Linked DNA regions of Homo sapiens: region 2 is linked to region 1. Evidence: chromatin contacts called from ENCODE Hi-C or POLR2A ChIA-PET data. All regions are on one chromosome and are shown on one strand. The core of a region is the stretch at or near the end of the contact, and the rest is flanking DNA. Distances in the headings are between cores, read along the strand shown.

Region 1 (7,584 bases), core at 2,640-5,139:
AGTTACTTCCTTGCGATAAGTTCACAGGAATAACTAGATTAAAGGTATGAATACATTTTAATTTGGTTGAACACTTACGTTTATCAAAAACTCTTTACAAAAGTAACACAATTATCCTAATAAATTAGAATATTAGAAGTATATAAGATGAAAAAACATTCTCACTGAACTTCAGTCCTGCTCTCCAAAGTGAACCATGATGAGACCTTAAGCAAATGTTATATATAATGAGAAAAGATAGTCCTGAAGAATTGAGTGATATGGAAGTGATAATGGTGTACTATATGGGTGAAAAAATAAAGTACTGGTTTAGATACATGATTTAAGAAATAGAATCCTGACAGTTCCCTCTGTGGATAAGCCATAGAGGTGTCCAGTGTTGGTTTAATATAGCAGCTGGTTTGACCGAGTACCCTCTGCTGCGTCAGGTAATGTTAAATGATGTCCATGCCCCCTTGACTCTGATCAAGACATGGCTACAACCTGCAGTTTCCAGCTTTCCTGGGTTTAAGGGCCATTGAAGAATCCTTGTAGATAAGAGAAGAATTGTACATTCCAGGAACTGGAGGCATAGCTAGCCTTGGAAAGCTCGGAGGGTTAGTTGAGACAGCTTTAGACTTGCACATCTGTGACCTGAGTATCTTTGAGACTTGATTTCATCTTCTAGACCCAGAGGCAGAGATCATGTTTGTGGTTATTTTTCTGGGAACTGAGACTGGGCAAAGGGAAAGAGGCCAGTACGCAAGAGTGCTGTTTATAAATGGTTAACATCGTCCCCAGTCCCGTAGAAGAAGAATGAAATGGTATTCTCCTGTTTGGTGGTTTTATTTGATTGTTTTTGAATTCTTTGTCTCTGACAGAAGGCATCTTCTGTATCCTTTATGTTGTCACTCACTTTATTACTCTGGCATTATTATAATTAGGTTACCTTATCACTCCACCTGCCAGCCCTATCTCCATCCCCAAGACCTGAAGGGACGGTTGGCTTGACATGTGAGGAGGTTTTTTGGCCTTCAGAGATGTCGCTGTCAGCCCCCTGAGTTCCATTTGTTAGTATTGGGTCCAGCCCACAGCTTTCTACTAAAAACAACAGGCAAACTAAAGAATCTTTTAGTAAGTCACAGACAATTGTCACTGAACCAAGAGCCCAGCCCACGGGGCCAGTTCCTCACCGACTCTATGCCTTAATTTCCAATGTGTAAGCTTGGATGACTACACTTATCTCCAGGATTCAGTGTAGGACATAGAAAAAAGTACAGGACTCAAGTAATGATTGAACTTGGAATAAAAACCTTAAGGCCCATGTCCTCTGTCTCTCATGCTTTTCAGATGTGTCTTAGTGCCTGCTCCTTGCACAGAAGCTGAATCCAAACAAGCCACTGAGGAAGTTACATTTCACTTCACTTCTTAATAACATAGGTATGTCGATCCCATTAGATAGGAGTGTGTCTAAAATTCAGAACCTTTGACACTAATTATCTGACTGTCAAATGACAGTGTCATTCTATTTTGCAGGCATTTTTGATAGTTTATCTTCCCAGTAATATTTTTGTAATCTTCATCACCTTGACCATCTAACTCTTTTTTTTGGAGACAAAGTCTTTCTCTGTTGCCCAGGCTGGAGTGCAGCGGTGCAGTCTCAGCTCACTGCAACCTCCGCCTCCCGGGTTCAACCGATTTTCCTGCCTCAGCCTCCTGAGTAGCTGGGATTACAGGCGCATGCCACCACACCCGGCTAATTTTTTGTATGTTTAGTAGAGATGGGGTTTCACCGTGTTAGCCAGGATGGTCTCGATCTCCTGACCTTGTGATCCGCCAGTCTCGGCCTCCCAGGGTGCTGGGATTACAGGCGTGAGCCACCGCGCCCGGCCGACCATCTAACTCTTATGTGCCCTTGCCTGTACATATAAAAGTACATTTAAAAATAGGATTGGCTTTCATTTGCATAATGAACACACATATTACCCATAGTACCTCCCACACAAAGCCACCTATGCCTCTTAAATTGCACTTTGTTAATAGGAAACTATCTGTTGTTTTGTGCTTTTGGCAGCTGTAGAGAAAATACACAAAGCCAGGTGTTGTGGCTCTTGGGTAAGACTGAGAATGTGATTTTTGCAATCTGTGTTTTTTTAATAGCCAGTTATTGGAGATAAGAAAGAGAAATTCAGTACAAAGTCTAAGATGTCCCAGTGATGCACTCTGACTGGGTGTCATTATCTCAACAGGAATGAATGTAGTTCAACAGTATGTAGGCCCGGTTTCTTAGACATGATGTCTGCTGAAATGGTGATAAGGTATCCCACATTATCGGTGTTTTTTTGAAGACAGCCTTTAGGGTTTCAGTGTCATCATCTTTATGCCTTTTGCTAAAACAGTTTATGTTCTGCCTTTTAGTAAGCCTTTATGTTAAAAACGTTTCATATTAAAAAAAGTTATCATTTGGAATACATAGGTCAACTATCTAGGAATGGGACAAAGTACAGAAACAATGAGACAGGATTTGTGGGATGAGAAATTAAAAAAGCAGTCCCTTCAGCTGAAGAAGCTGCTTAGAAATTTAAGCCGGACATCTCAGGCGGCCATACTGGAATGGAATGTGGAAAAGGTAGCAGTTATATGTGAGCAATACCTTTGACTGTGACACTCTTTCGAACCCCAGTTTAGACCAGCAGCAGCTCTCCTAATGGGGAGTCAAGAAGTAGTAAGAGACCCTAAGAGTCATATAAGACACAAATCACCTTTGCCTGTGATATTTGCCATACATATGCCTATGGTTACATGCAGAGGATCCCAACAGGAGCATCATACACACAGCAAATAACACTAATGTGTTTTATTTATATGTACCAAATTAAAGGGGCATACAAAATAAAATTTTTAAATGAGTGGGTGAAGATATTGGGACAGAAGGAAGATATCAAGAGGAGGAAATATGGAGTAAAGATAGAGGTAGCATGTACTGTAAAAGATCTTGTAAGTAGACCAGAATAGGCCAGTAATTTGGCTCCATGCTTCCTAGCAGCCAAGGCAAAGAAGTAATTGTGACCAGATACATAGTTCACAGCATCTTTAAGATTCAGTAAGCTAGCAACTCAAGAAAAGCACAAGTAGTCACCATATAGGGACAAGTGGACCATGCTGTGAACAGCACACTAGATAGCAAGTACAGCTGTAACAATCGTTGCTGGAGATAGAGCAGAGCTTCAGTCCTTTATGACAAGCTTGTCCAACCCATGGCCCACAGGCTGCATGTGGCCCAGGACAGCTTTGAATGCAGCCCAACACAAATTTGTAAACTTCTTAAAACATGAGATTTTTTTAAAGCTCATAAGCTATCATTAGTGTTAGTGTATTTTATTTGTGGCCCAAGACAATTCTTCTAGTGTGGCCCAGGGAAGCCAAAACGTTGGACTCCCCTGCTGTATGGAAAATCGAATTTGTTTACATTCTCCTGTTGTATTCATTTTTGAAATTTTGCTAATTCCTAAAAGGAATCCACAGAGAGCAAACTCTCTATTACTAACTTTTTTCCTCTTCTCAATGTAAATTAAGTAGTATTTCAAATGAGATTAAAAACAGGATACTTCTTGAACTTTACTTTAAAAATACAGGTTCATGAGCCCCTTAAGTTTTGTGACTTTCTGTTGTAAAAAAGACTGTATTCACTAGATGGCAGTGTCACCAGCCTTTTGGGAAGTTAAATATGAGTGTGACTGTCCTAAGTACTAAACATGGGTAAAAGTAGGAAGACCATTTAACTGAGCATAAAGGATCTCATTTCTGCGCCCTACAGGAAAGAGTAGTTCTCCTTTTTCTCCTCCCCTCTTATTTGAGGCCGGGAAGAAGGCGCTGTGCATAGCGCTCCAAGCATCTCTGGGTGGCACTGGAGGGCCATTTTTCACAAGGAGCAAGTCGGCCAGCAGAGTGCTCAGTTCTTGGTCATGCCAGTGGCTGCAGGGTTTCCAGCCACTTGTCCTTGCTTCTTTGTTTCTGAACTTTCAGTCCGGGGCAGGAGTTACTGACAAGAGTTCACAAACCAGCTGTGAGATAATGGTGTATTGATAAGGTACAAAAGTGTGTTTAGCAGATGGGGATAATTTTTCGACCCTCAGTGTTTGTTTAAATTGTTTCTAGCATGAAAGCAATATGATCTCTCTCAGGAAATGAGATTGTTTTCTCTATTCAGGTAATAGGATCTTTTACCCATTTCCATCTTTGAGGAGTGATTATATACTTCTGCAGTTTTTTTAAATGAAAAAGATTTATTTTTAAATCATACTGGCATAAAGTTAATGGTATTTTGTTAAATTTTAGGATTTTTACAGCATATCTTGGCTGACACTGATCTTGGTCCTATCCTAGTGGCAATCTCTTAACAGTTGTGCTGCTGGTGTTATGAGTAGGACAGTTCCTCATTGTGTGGGACTGTCTCGTGTGCGGCAGGGTATTCTGCATTCCTGGCCCTTGCCCACTAAATGCCGGAAGTGCCCCTCAGACATGACTGCCCAGTAACACTCCCATGCATTTCCGTGTGCCTCCTGGGGTGGGGCCAGTACTCTCTAGTGTTGAAAACTGCTGGGCTAGAGATTTTGGTGTAGGTTGTGGGCCTTGTGGATTTAGTGAACATGATCTTTTAAAGAAATGTATATAAATGTACTTTATATTTTTAAAAAATCACTACAGCCCATCACCTTAAACTTCTGCTCATTCATATTTATATATGTATTCTGATTGTGATTACTCCTACATACAATTCTTAATATAGTACAAAATTGTACATATATAATTTTATGGTACCCATCCCCCCCCTGCCCTTTTTTTGAGACAGGGTCTCAGGCTGGAGTGCAGTGATGCAATCATGGCTCACTGCAGCCTCCGTTTCCTGGGCCCAAGCAATTCTCTTACTCAGCCTTCCGAGTAGCTGGTACCAAAGGTGTGCGCCACCATACCCAGCTAATTTTTAATTTTTTGTAGAGGGTCTCCCTGTGTTGCCCAGACTGGTCCTGAACTCCTGGCCTCAAGCAAGTCCTCCTGCATTGGCCTTCCAAAGTGCTGGGATTATAGTCTTGAGCTACCGCGCCTGGCATAGTATCATCTTTTTGATACCAACATACTATAAATATATTTTATTGCATTTTATTTGAAACTGTTAATAGACACATAATTTGCTGATGAATTGTATTCTTTGCTCTTTTAGTCCATCTGGCATCATATGCTCTTCCTTTTTGCTAGAATTCCCTCTTTTTTTCTTTCTACAGAAGTATCACTGGGTGGGAGAAAGCCTTACCTGTGATGGTTTGAGTACCCACATTTTAAAATTATGCTAGTTAAGAAGAGGGGGAATAATGTTGTTTCTTTTCTCTTTTTCTTATCAAATAGACTAAAAAGGCTACTCAAGGGCTGGAATTTGATTCCCACTTGTTCTTGTGGTACCTAGCACAGAGTCAGTCCCATAGTATATCCTTTAGGTAAAGACTTAATTAATTGGTGTGCTTTCAGTTTATTTTCCCTGGTTGGTCTTTGCATTTGTCCAGTTAACACCAGCTTCTGGATATTAGATCACCATAAAGTCCAAGACATGAAGAACAAATGTTATATATTCTCTTTGACATTTAAAGACAGAAGATAGTGGTAGAGGAGATCCCAAGTGATACCTAACCTAGCTAAAGACCCATGAGGAATGAAAGAACGAACAGGGAAAACAACTGCTGAATCCAGGTGGAAAAATGCTGGCCTACTTCTGGTCCTTGGTATGCCAGGATCCAAAGGTGGTGCCAGCTGATAGCATATGTTCAACAGCTGTGTTGATGCCATTTGCCTGCCCAGACAAGCCTCTTGAGGCATGAAAGCCTAAGGAAGGTTTCTCATATTAAGGATCAACAGGGACTCTTCTGTATCCGTCCTACCAGTGTCACCTCCCCACCCAGCATCAGCCGAGCACCACATCCACTGAAGCTCAATAAAGAAATGTTTAATGCTGAAGAGTTTCAATCAACAAGATGAAATTTTCAGGTTTAGGTAAACTTAGGAACTGGCTTGGGTTACTAGACTTCCAAATTTTATCCGGTCCTACCTTATTGCATGACATAACCGTGAGGACTAAAGTGAAGGCTTTTCAGCAGTCACTTCAGTGAGTCCTCAGCATTTAGGTGATACTGTATCAACTCGTGTCTGAAGCAACTTGGATTTAAGATAGTAGATCTTGTGCTGATTATTAGAATGGACATCCTGAACACCACTTAAATTACCATCAAACTGCATAGCCAGATCTTTAATTTACGAAACCTCTATTTTGTCACTTCTCCAAGCTGTCATTTAAGCTAAAAGCTGCTGTCTTTACACATATAAATCAAAGAAATATTTCATTTATATTCACTTGATACCTACCAAATTTCACCACTGGAATTTCTGAATACTTTATATCCTCTATCCTTCCATCCAGGCTTGGCTTTACTAAGTGTCCTTTCTAAGCCACTCATTATCAATCAAGATAGTAATTATTCTGCAAGACCCCAAATCTCAGTGGCTTTCAACAACACACACTGATTTTTTTACTCATATGCTACACGTCCATTATTTGTCAGCTGCAGCTGTGTTCAGTGTTGACCTCAACCTGTGATGGAGCAGCCTCTGCTTATGTCGCTGCTGTTCTTTATAGCAGAGGAAGGAAAGAAAGCAAGGCAAAGTTCCACACTAGCCCTTAAAACTTCTTCCTGGAAGTGAGACATGGTATTTCTGCTACCACTTCATTGGTTAAAGCAAGTCACAATGCCACACCCGAGTTGAGTGAGGGTGGGGATATGTGATTCTTCCTTAGGAAGGAGCAGGAAATTTTGGTGAATAGTAATGTAATCTACCACATGTTTAAAATGCAGTCCCTTCTCTAGAAGATCTCAGTAGTCTAAGAGAGAATAATTTTTTTTTAATATACTACCGTAAGTGAATGTTAGGTCAGTTAGGTCGATTTTTTTTTCATTCTTGCAAGGAATCATTATGTCTAATAAAATATAATAAAGAGTTTATGGTATATTTGAACTGTCCTTAATGTTATTTTACTGAGTCCAGTTCTTTTGGCAGTGGTTTAGTTTCTTTAACAATCTGTATTCTACAACTTCACTCGTTGCCTTCCTTGTTTAACATTTATTTTTCAAAACCAGACATGTCTTTTGTCTTCAAAGGATAAATGGAATTGGTTAGGAGAAGGATTGGGGAGGAGGGGGGTTGTGGCAAATGTCTAAAACCTATGTTTTATTCCCTTATTTTCTCAAAAATGTTAGCTCATGTTCACACGGGTTTATCTGTTTAGTCTAAGAAGTAGTTACTTTTGCTGTCTGGCCAAAGAGGTTCAGGACCCTGGAGCTTTGTTCTTTGGGACCCTGAAGGCAGCCTGGCAGGCAGAGCCCAGTATCACCTTTACAGCTACTTGATGGTGATCAAGAGCCAGCTGCTCTTCTTTCACCTGGCTGTTGGGGGAGGCACACCAATATGGGTGGGCAGGAAAAGTTACTTCCCAGGCTGAAATTTTCCCACCGTAAACTTAGGCTGATAGGCTGACAGTCTGCACCTCTCTTCCTCAGCAGA
Region 2 (7,584 bases), core at 2,960-5,459, 64 kb after region 1:
CTTGTCCCTTCTTGTCTTCTGTTTGCCTTCAAGGTTTTACATGGTGGTATTTACAAGCCGTTATGGAGCAAGAGTGCAAACACACAAGGCTAGCAAGGGGCCAGTAAACAGGGTTTGGCTTAGGGTTTTGTGGTTGTTAGCTTTTAAAAGCATACTTAGTTGAATAATTCCAGAAACTGGGCTTCTTTCCTTTGCCCCTTCATTTGCCCCTCCCTCTCTGGTCTTCCCAGTCTCCACTTTTTTTTTTGTTTAAATAAAACTGCGTTTGTCAGAAATGTATAGACATTCACTCCTATTCTTAAAAGACAGTGTTTATCCCTAATGCCTGCCTTTTGATTCAGCCAGCAGTGACTGTGCACACAGAGGTTATTGCTCTCCAAGTTCAATGTTGTGGACCTGAACCAGTGCCTCTGTTTCCAAGAGAAAGTCAGGTGATTACCCCTTCATCAGGGAGATTGGAGCCATCCTATCCTTCTGGTGTGTCACCAGCCAGAAACTAAGGATCAGCAGGGAGTGGATGGTTTAGAATCTCCTCTCTCCAGGTGAACACAATGCTAGTCAGTGTAGCTGGAAAAGCCACGCAGCGGGCAGGCTTGTCAGAAGCAATCTGTTTAAAAAAAAAAAAAAAGAGAGAGAGAAAAAAGGGTCCTTTTGAATTTACACTGAGTTGCTTTCACAGTAGTTAGCTTTGAACTGTGGTGCAAACCCATTTAAACAATGAGGGAAATTTCACTAAGTGGCAAGAAATTCTCACCCTGTGTGATCAAAGCAATCAGCCATTTCCTTTTCTTTCCTTTTTATTTACTTATATTTCTGACCCCTTATAATCTTCATGATTGTAGCCTGATAGTTTCCTTTTTTGAATAGCATTTAAAAAAATACCTTTTCTTTTCCCTGAGGGTTTTAAAGCAAATAAGACAGAAGGGGTCTAAATTTTTAGTTTTGTTTTTTGAGACAGTCTCGTTCTGTCGCCCAGGCTGGGGTGCAGTGGTGCAATCTCAGCTCACTGCAATCTCCGTCTCCCAGGTTCAAGTGGTTCTGGTGCCTCAGCCTCCCGAGTAGCTGGGATTACAGGCGTGCACCACCAGCCTTGGCTAATTTTTGTATTTTTTAGTAGAGAAGAGGTTTTGCCATGTTGGCCAGGCTGGTCTCAAACTCCTGACCTCAGGTGATCTGCCTGCGTCAGCCTCCCACAGTGCTGGGATTACAGGTGTGAGCCACCGCACCTGGCCTAAATATTTATTTTTAATAATGATTATTATTACAAAAGTAAGAAAAGAGCTAAAATCCATGATTTCATCACCCAGAGGCAACCACCACAGTGAACATTTTGGTACAATTACTTCTCATCGTTTAAATGTGTACATATACACATACATATTTTTAATAAAATTAGGTTTAGGATAGTATACAGTTTTGTTTTTCTTTTAACCAACATACTTTGAATATTTTGCCTTATTAAAAACTTATATGATTTCAATGGCTGCATTAGAATTAGTGTATACAGATATTATTTTGGCATTCTGTTGTTAAGAGGTCATGTGGGTTTCTGAATTGACACTTTAATTCTCAACTTAGAATTTATTTCTCCCAACTTCTTCTGATTTCATGGGTCTAGAGTCAGAGTTTGGGCACAATGGAAATGGGATTTCTATATGTACTGTTGTTTACTGTTTGCTAGTATTTTTCGAAAGGTATTTGCAAAAACCAAAGGGGAAACAGTATACTTTTTTGTATTTTTTTTTCTTTTTTTGTTTTAAATTTTGTGATTGAAATATAAGTCTTATTATGGTAATCTCAGGTAACTTTTAAATAGAAATATCAATGCAAAATGAATATATTGCCCAATGTGGACCCCGGTGTTTCAGAACTATGTGCCATGCTCTATCATTTTGTTACTGGAAAGGGGTCTTAATCCAGACCCCAAGATCTTGGATCTCTCACAAGAAGGAATTAGAGGTGAATCCATAGAGTAAAGTAAAAGCAAGTTTATTAAGAAAATAAAGGAATAAAGAATGGCTACTCCATAGGCAGAGCAGGAGCGTAGGCTGCTCAACTGATTATACACACAGTTACTTCTTGATGCTAAACAAGAGGTGGATTATTCTTGTGTTTTGCAGGAAAGGGGTGGGTAGTTCCTGGAAGTGAGGGGTCCTCCCCTTTTTAGACCATATAGGATAACTTCCTGACATTGCCATGGCATTTGTAAACTGTCCTGCTGCTGGTGGGAATGTTTTTTAGCATGCTAATGCATTATAATTAGCATATAATGAGCAGTGAGAATGACCAGAGATCACTTTCATCTCCATCTTGGTTTTGGTGGGTTTTGGACGGCTTCTTTACCACAACCTGTTTTATCAGCAAGGTCTTTGTGACCTGTATCTTGTGCTGACCTGTCTCATCCTGTGACTAAGAATGCCTAACCTCCTGGGAATTTAGACTTAAAATAAAGGTCTCAGCCTTATTTTATCTAGCCCCTACTCAAGATGGAGTTGCTCTGGTCCGAATGCCTCTAATAATTTGAAGTTTATCCAACGGCACAGTGGGAGATAATGAATTTTTGTTTAAGAGGAGGAGGACTGACTGGATCAGATTTGTGCTTTAGAAAGGTGGTTGCATGTAAGAAAGAGGCGTTGGTAGAAAGACTTCGGATATCTCAAAAGAATTTCCATGAAGTTAATCTTTTTAAAAATGTAAACATTTGGTGCAATAATTGCTTTGAAATTGCAGTTGAATAAATGAACTTTTTGAACCAGAATTTGGAAAGGAAGATATGCTTAAAAACCAAAAATATTTCGTAGAGTGCTACACATTAGGAAGTCATTTGTATTTGGTGACCACTTTCCTAAAATAGTCTCATTTCTAGAGAACCAATTTTGTTTCCCATAGATTATTATGTGTAGAGACCCCCTTTCAGTATGTAGCCACTGGTACATCCGTGGGTGTTATCTCCATACTGCCAGGTCCAATGCAGTCACCTCCTGGATCTATAGTCTTTCTCCCCCCATTCCGATTTCCTTTCTCTGTTAGCAGTCATCTTTGTAAACAGAAGTCTAAGATTTAGTTTGTACATTTTTTAAATGATCCATTTTGATGGGGCTCTCTTTATTGTTTCAGGTTGAATGCCTTTGAGAACTTGATGCATAAAATTTGCATGACTCCTCACTCCTTTCTGGATCTCTCATTGGACTCAAGCCAGCATGGCTCACACCACAAAGGTTAACGGCAGTGCCTCAGGTAACCCTGTGCTCTGGAGTTTGTGTGTTAAATGTATGTCTTTTCTCAAACTAATTTTTTATTCTCTTTAATAATGAACGGATAATAGCAAGTTGCCTAGATAACTAGGATTTCAAAGCAATTTTCTGTCCATTGAAGTTTGGGTTTGTTTTGTTTTACTCTCAGAAAATTTGCTTTTATCTTAGAGTCTTGCACTGAAATCAATTGAGTAAATTATTACCTAAGTCAATTCTGTTGAAGTGTTGAAAGACAAATGTAAATACTGAATGCTGATGCAAATGTAATGTATACTCCTCTTGCACTTCTTTCTGAGGGATTGAATGAGGAGAGAGGAAATTAGTTTGGATGCTTAAAACCAATTCCTAGTAGCCACTCCCAAGCAGCTTTTGTTTGATGTTGCTAAACAAAGAGAAAGGAGGGAAGAGAAGTATATATTCTGTAAAATGATTCTCTTAGGAATATGCAACAAGCCATATTATGAATCATAAAGACCTGTATTTGAATTCTTATTTTGGTTATATTAGAGACTTACATAGTTTCACTTTCTGTTCCAATATTGCTTCTGTGAGATTCGGGAGAAATCTGTACACGAAATGCAGAGAAGATCCTCCTAAGAGACACATCACCATAGGGACAACCTGCCCAAAATGGCGTGCCAAGTGTTCATTTCTTTTTTGAGTTATGTGCCAAATAGCTGAATGAGTAAGAATAGTAATTGTCTATGCAGAAATTTTTTCTGAGCGTCTGAGTCCAGACTCCTACGTCTGCTGGCTCTGAACACCTTCAAATGACAACATTATATACTGGAGCAAGTGTAGAATTGGAGCCAGGAAACCTGAATTTGAGTCCTAGTTCCAGCACTAACCGTGAAATATTGGGCAGGGCTATTTCTCCACATGTAAACCATCGGTAAGTATATCCACCTGCCGGTTTAGGACCAGTGAGCGCACCAGAAACATACTTAGAGGAGCTATGTAAGCCGTAAAGCACTTTTGAAGACAACAGCAGGAAGTGACCTCTAAAGTGGGCATTCCCAGCCCATGAATGTGACTTTTTATTCTAGCGGTCTCAGCTGCAATTATCTCCTCTGGGTAGAACACTATAACCCAAACCCAGATAAACTCAGTTATTTGTTCTGGGATGACTGATCTTTCCCTGTCCATTCCATTTTTGACCTTTTTTACTGCCCAGCTTCTTGAGACTTTTATAGATTCTGCTGTGGGACTGCTATCAATAATAAAGACATGAATGATAATATCTAACATTCATTGAACACTTAAATGCACCATGGTGCCTAAAATGCTTTGCCTGCATTTTCATACTTAATCCTCACAATAATCTAATGAGATTAAGCTATTATTTTACTGTCATCATCATCCCTATGTAATGTCACAGAGAAGTTCAGGGACTTACTGTAAATGAAGTAAGAAAAATCAGAATTATGGGCAGTGGCTCACACCTGTAATCCCAGCATTTTGGGAGGCCGAGGGGGATGGATCACCCAAGGTCGGTAGTTCAAGACCAGCCTGGCCAACATGACGAAACCCCATCTCTACAAAAATACAAAAATTAGCCAGGCATGGTGGCGCATGCCTGTAATCCCAGCTACTTAGGAGGCTAAGACAGGAATGGCTGGAACCTGGGAGGCAGAGGTTGCAGTGGGCCCAGATTGCACTACTGCCCTCCAGCCTGAGTGACAGAGTGAGACTCCATATCAAAAAATAAAATAAATCAGAATTATGATGACTTTCTCCAGTAAAATATTTGGTGAGAGAGGAGATTGAAACATTATGAAATTTCAAGTGTAGTGGGTGGGTTTTAATTCCCTCTGATGATGTGGTTTCCTCCCTTGCCCTCCATTTGCTTCCATTCACATGCTCAGGGGAAGGGGTGTTTAAGATTGTTGGTGCCTCAAGACCTCAACCTTCTTCTGGTGCCTTGGGCAAAATCCTTTCTTCATGGGTTTAGATACCTACCCCACTAATTCCTTTCCAACTTGGTTTGTTCTGTACTTACCTTTTTTCTTTGTTCCTGAGATCTAATAAGCAAGCTGTAACTTTTCCTTCCCACCTGGTATCCTGCCTAACAGGTCTGGGCATTGAGGTTGAAGGCAAAAGAAAGCTCTCCGATTTGTGACTTTCAGGGTGTCAGAGTATGAATTGTTACTGCAGACAGTTATCTGGACTGTGCAGGGGAAGATTTTTTACTTATTCTAGTCACCATGACCCATGTACATCTATAAGCAAATCTAATTAGAGACTCAACCATAAACAGTAATATATATGCAAACATACATATATGTGTGTATGTGTCTGTATATGTATATACACACATAGTAATATATACATACATATATGTATATACAAACACAAATGTGTGTACACCATATATATGACACTCATAGAAAAAAAAAATTTTTTTTTGAGATGGAGTCTTGCTCTGTCACCCAGGCTGGAGTGCAGTGGCACGATATCGGCTCACTGCAACCTCTGCCTCCTGGGTTCAAGTGATTCTTGTGCCTCAGCCTCCCACGCAGCTGGGATTACAGGCCCATGCCATCACGCCTGGCCAATTTTTGTATTTTTAGTAGAGATGAGGTTTCACCATGTTAACCAGGCTGGGGTTGAACTCATGACTTCAGGTGATCTGCCTACCTCGGCACTTTGGGATTACAGGCATGAGCCACCGCACCCAGCTGAAAATTTAAAAGTATAGATGTGTGTTGTATTGTCTGAAAACCAAAACAAAAGCAAGAATTACTGGTGATAATACCACCTAGAAATAAATGTCTTCCTATTTTTTATATAGTTGTCAAATGTTATATATTTCACATGGTTGAGAATATGTTAATAAAAATCATTCCTTTACCTTTTCCCACTTTGTATTACAAAGGAAACACCTCTCCAATGTTTAAAAAAATACTCAATGTAAGAGATGCGGGTTATAAATACACTTCTGTGCATGTAAATAACATTTAGAGAACCTAGATGAAGATGAGATAAAGAGGGCTTCATGGCAGCTAGTGAGGGCCAATTACTGGTCTCCTATGAGAAAAGGATAAGCTATTTGGGTTTAGTAGGAGTTTCAGATGTGGAGTAAATTATATGTTTCTTCAATTTCCAAAAATTGCTGCTTGGGCTTCATAGAGCATGAGGGGAAATTTCATGTGACGATGGAGTCAGGGCAGTGGCAAAAGAAGCACTTTCCATAGTGTTAGTAATAAAACAAGCAAAAGAGGAGCCTCTGGGAAAGGGCAAACCATGCCCTTGGCACAAAATACATCCGACGACTGATCATCTCAAGTTGACATCCCCATGTAACATTTAAATGGGATAAGGGGTGATTCACAACCTTTTATACTCTGACTTCCCCTTGGAGTCCCTCACGGAGGCTGGGTAAAAGAAACTGCTTTTAAAACGAGCTATTCATTAATGCTGTAATTTGTAAAATGTATTATGCCACACTTCAGACATACAAAATGTGTGAAAGTTATATAACAAGCACCTTTGTACACACTACTTAGCTTAAGAAATAAACCTTATTAATATAGGCCAGATATACATGAGCACCTACTACGTGCTGTTTTAGGTACTGGGGATACAGCAGTGAACCAAAGAGGCAAAAATTTCTGCCCTCAAGGATTGTACATTCTAGGGACAGTTAAAGTCTCCTGTGTACACGGTTGCCAGAAGAAAAAATACTAAGCACGTGTTCATCGTTTATCTAAAATTCGGTTTAATGGTGCTCCACTTTCGTGCGCGGCCCTACCTGTGTACCCCTTGCAGATTGCACCCCTGCCCTTCCTCACCGCCAGCCCATCAAAATCAATCTTCCCTCGTAGTGTTACCTCTTTTTCACCAGATCCTCCATCCTACTTCTCTTGATTGGTACAGTACTGTTTTCATTAATTCAAAACATTTTAGGCCAGATGGGGTGGCGCAGACGTGTAATCCCAACACTTTGGAAGGCCGAGGAGGGAGGATTGCTTGAGGCCAGGAGTTCAAGACCGGTGTGGGGAACATAGCCAGACTCCATCTCTACAAAAAAAAATTTTTTTAAATTAGCCAGGCATAGTGGTATGCACCTGTAGTCCCAGCTACTCAGGAGGCTGAGGTGGGAGGATTGCTTGAGCCCAGTAGTCTGAGGCTGCAGTGAGTTATGATGGTACCACTGCACTCCAGCCTGGGTGACAGAGCCAGACCCTATCTCTAAAGCAAAAAACAAAAAACATTTTATTATGGTACTGCTAACAGTACTGCAGCGTCTTTTGTTAAGGAGGTAAGAGCATCATAAATTGCTCTTGACTGTTCTCTCATAGCCAGCTAGGAAGTAAATGGTGATTGTTGG

What was found. A loop is a pair of places that touch in the nucleus more often than their neighbours do. ChIA-PET counts read pairs that join two places held with the same protein, here RNA polymerase II (POLR2A). Pooled maps may share reads with other maps.
Region 2: a map of PC-3 shows a loop between it and region 1 (3-fold over the local background). The contact joins two enhancer-like sites. A Hi-C loop is called at or near these places in 21 of 168 maps with a recorded cell type or tissue (CD14-positive monocyte, Caco-2, HepG2 and 15 more), 1 of 37 single-sample maps with no recorded cell type and 17 of 50 pooled maps. POLR2A ChIA-PET finds 5 or more read pairs at or near these places in 5 of 52 experiments (H1, HepG2, MCF 10A and 1 more).

Annotation. Positions count from the first base shown.
Region 1 is chr9:610,147-617,730 of GRCh38, forward strand. All of the region lies in intron 1 of KANK1 (KN motif and ankyrin repeat domains 1), which reads left to right. Among named protein-coding and RNA genes, the nearest start is that of KANK1-AS1, 72 kb to the right of the region's middle. Within about 2 kb of position 3,890, at least 22 of the 41 ENCODE cell types and tissues checked have a DNase peak (open chromatin) inside an H3K27ac peak, as active enhancers do.
Region 2 is chr9:673,773-681,356 of GRCh38, forward strand. KANK1 (KN motif and ankyrin repeat domains 1) reads left to right here. Exons shown (of 12, transcript NM_015158.5): 2 at 3,118-3,237. The coding sequence starts at 3,201. KANK1-AS1 (KANK1 antisense RNA 1) reads right to left here. Exons shown (of 3, transcript NR_198989.1): 2 at 7,085-7,274; 3 at 1-607. Among named protein-coding and RNA genes, the nearest start is that of KANK1-AS1, 8.0 kb to the right of the region's middle. RefSeq lists an enhancer at 139-859. Within about 2 kb of position 4,210, at least 5 of the 41 ENCODE cell types and tissues checked have a DNase peak (open chromatin) inside an H3K27ac peak, as active enhancers do.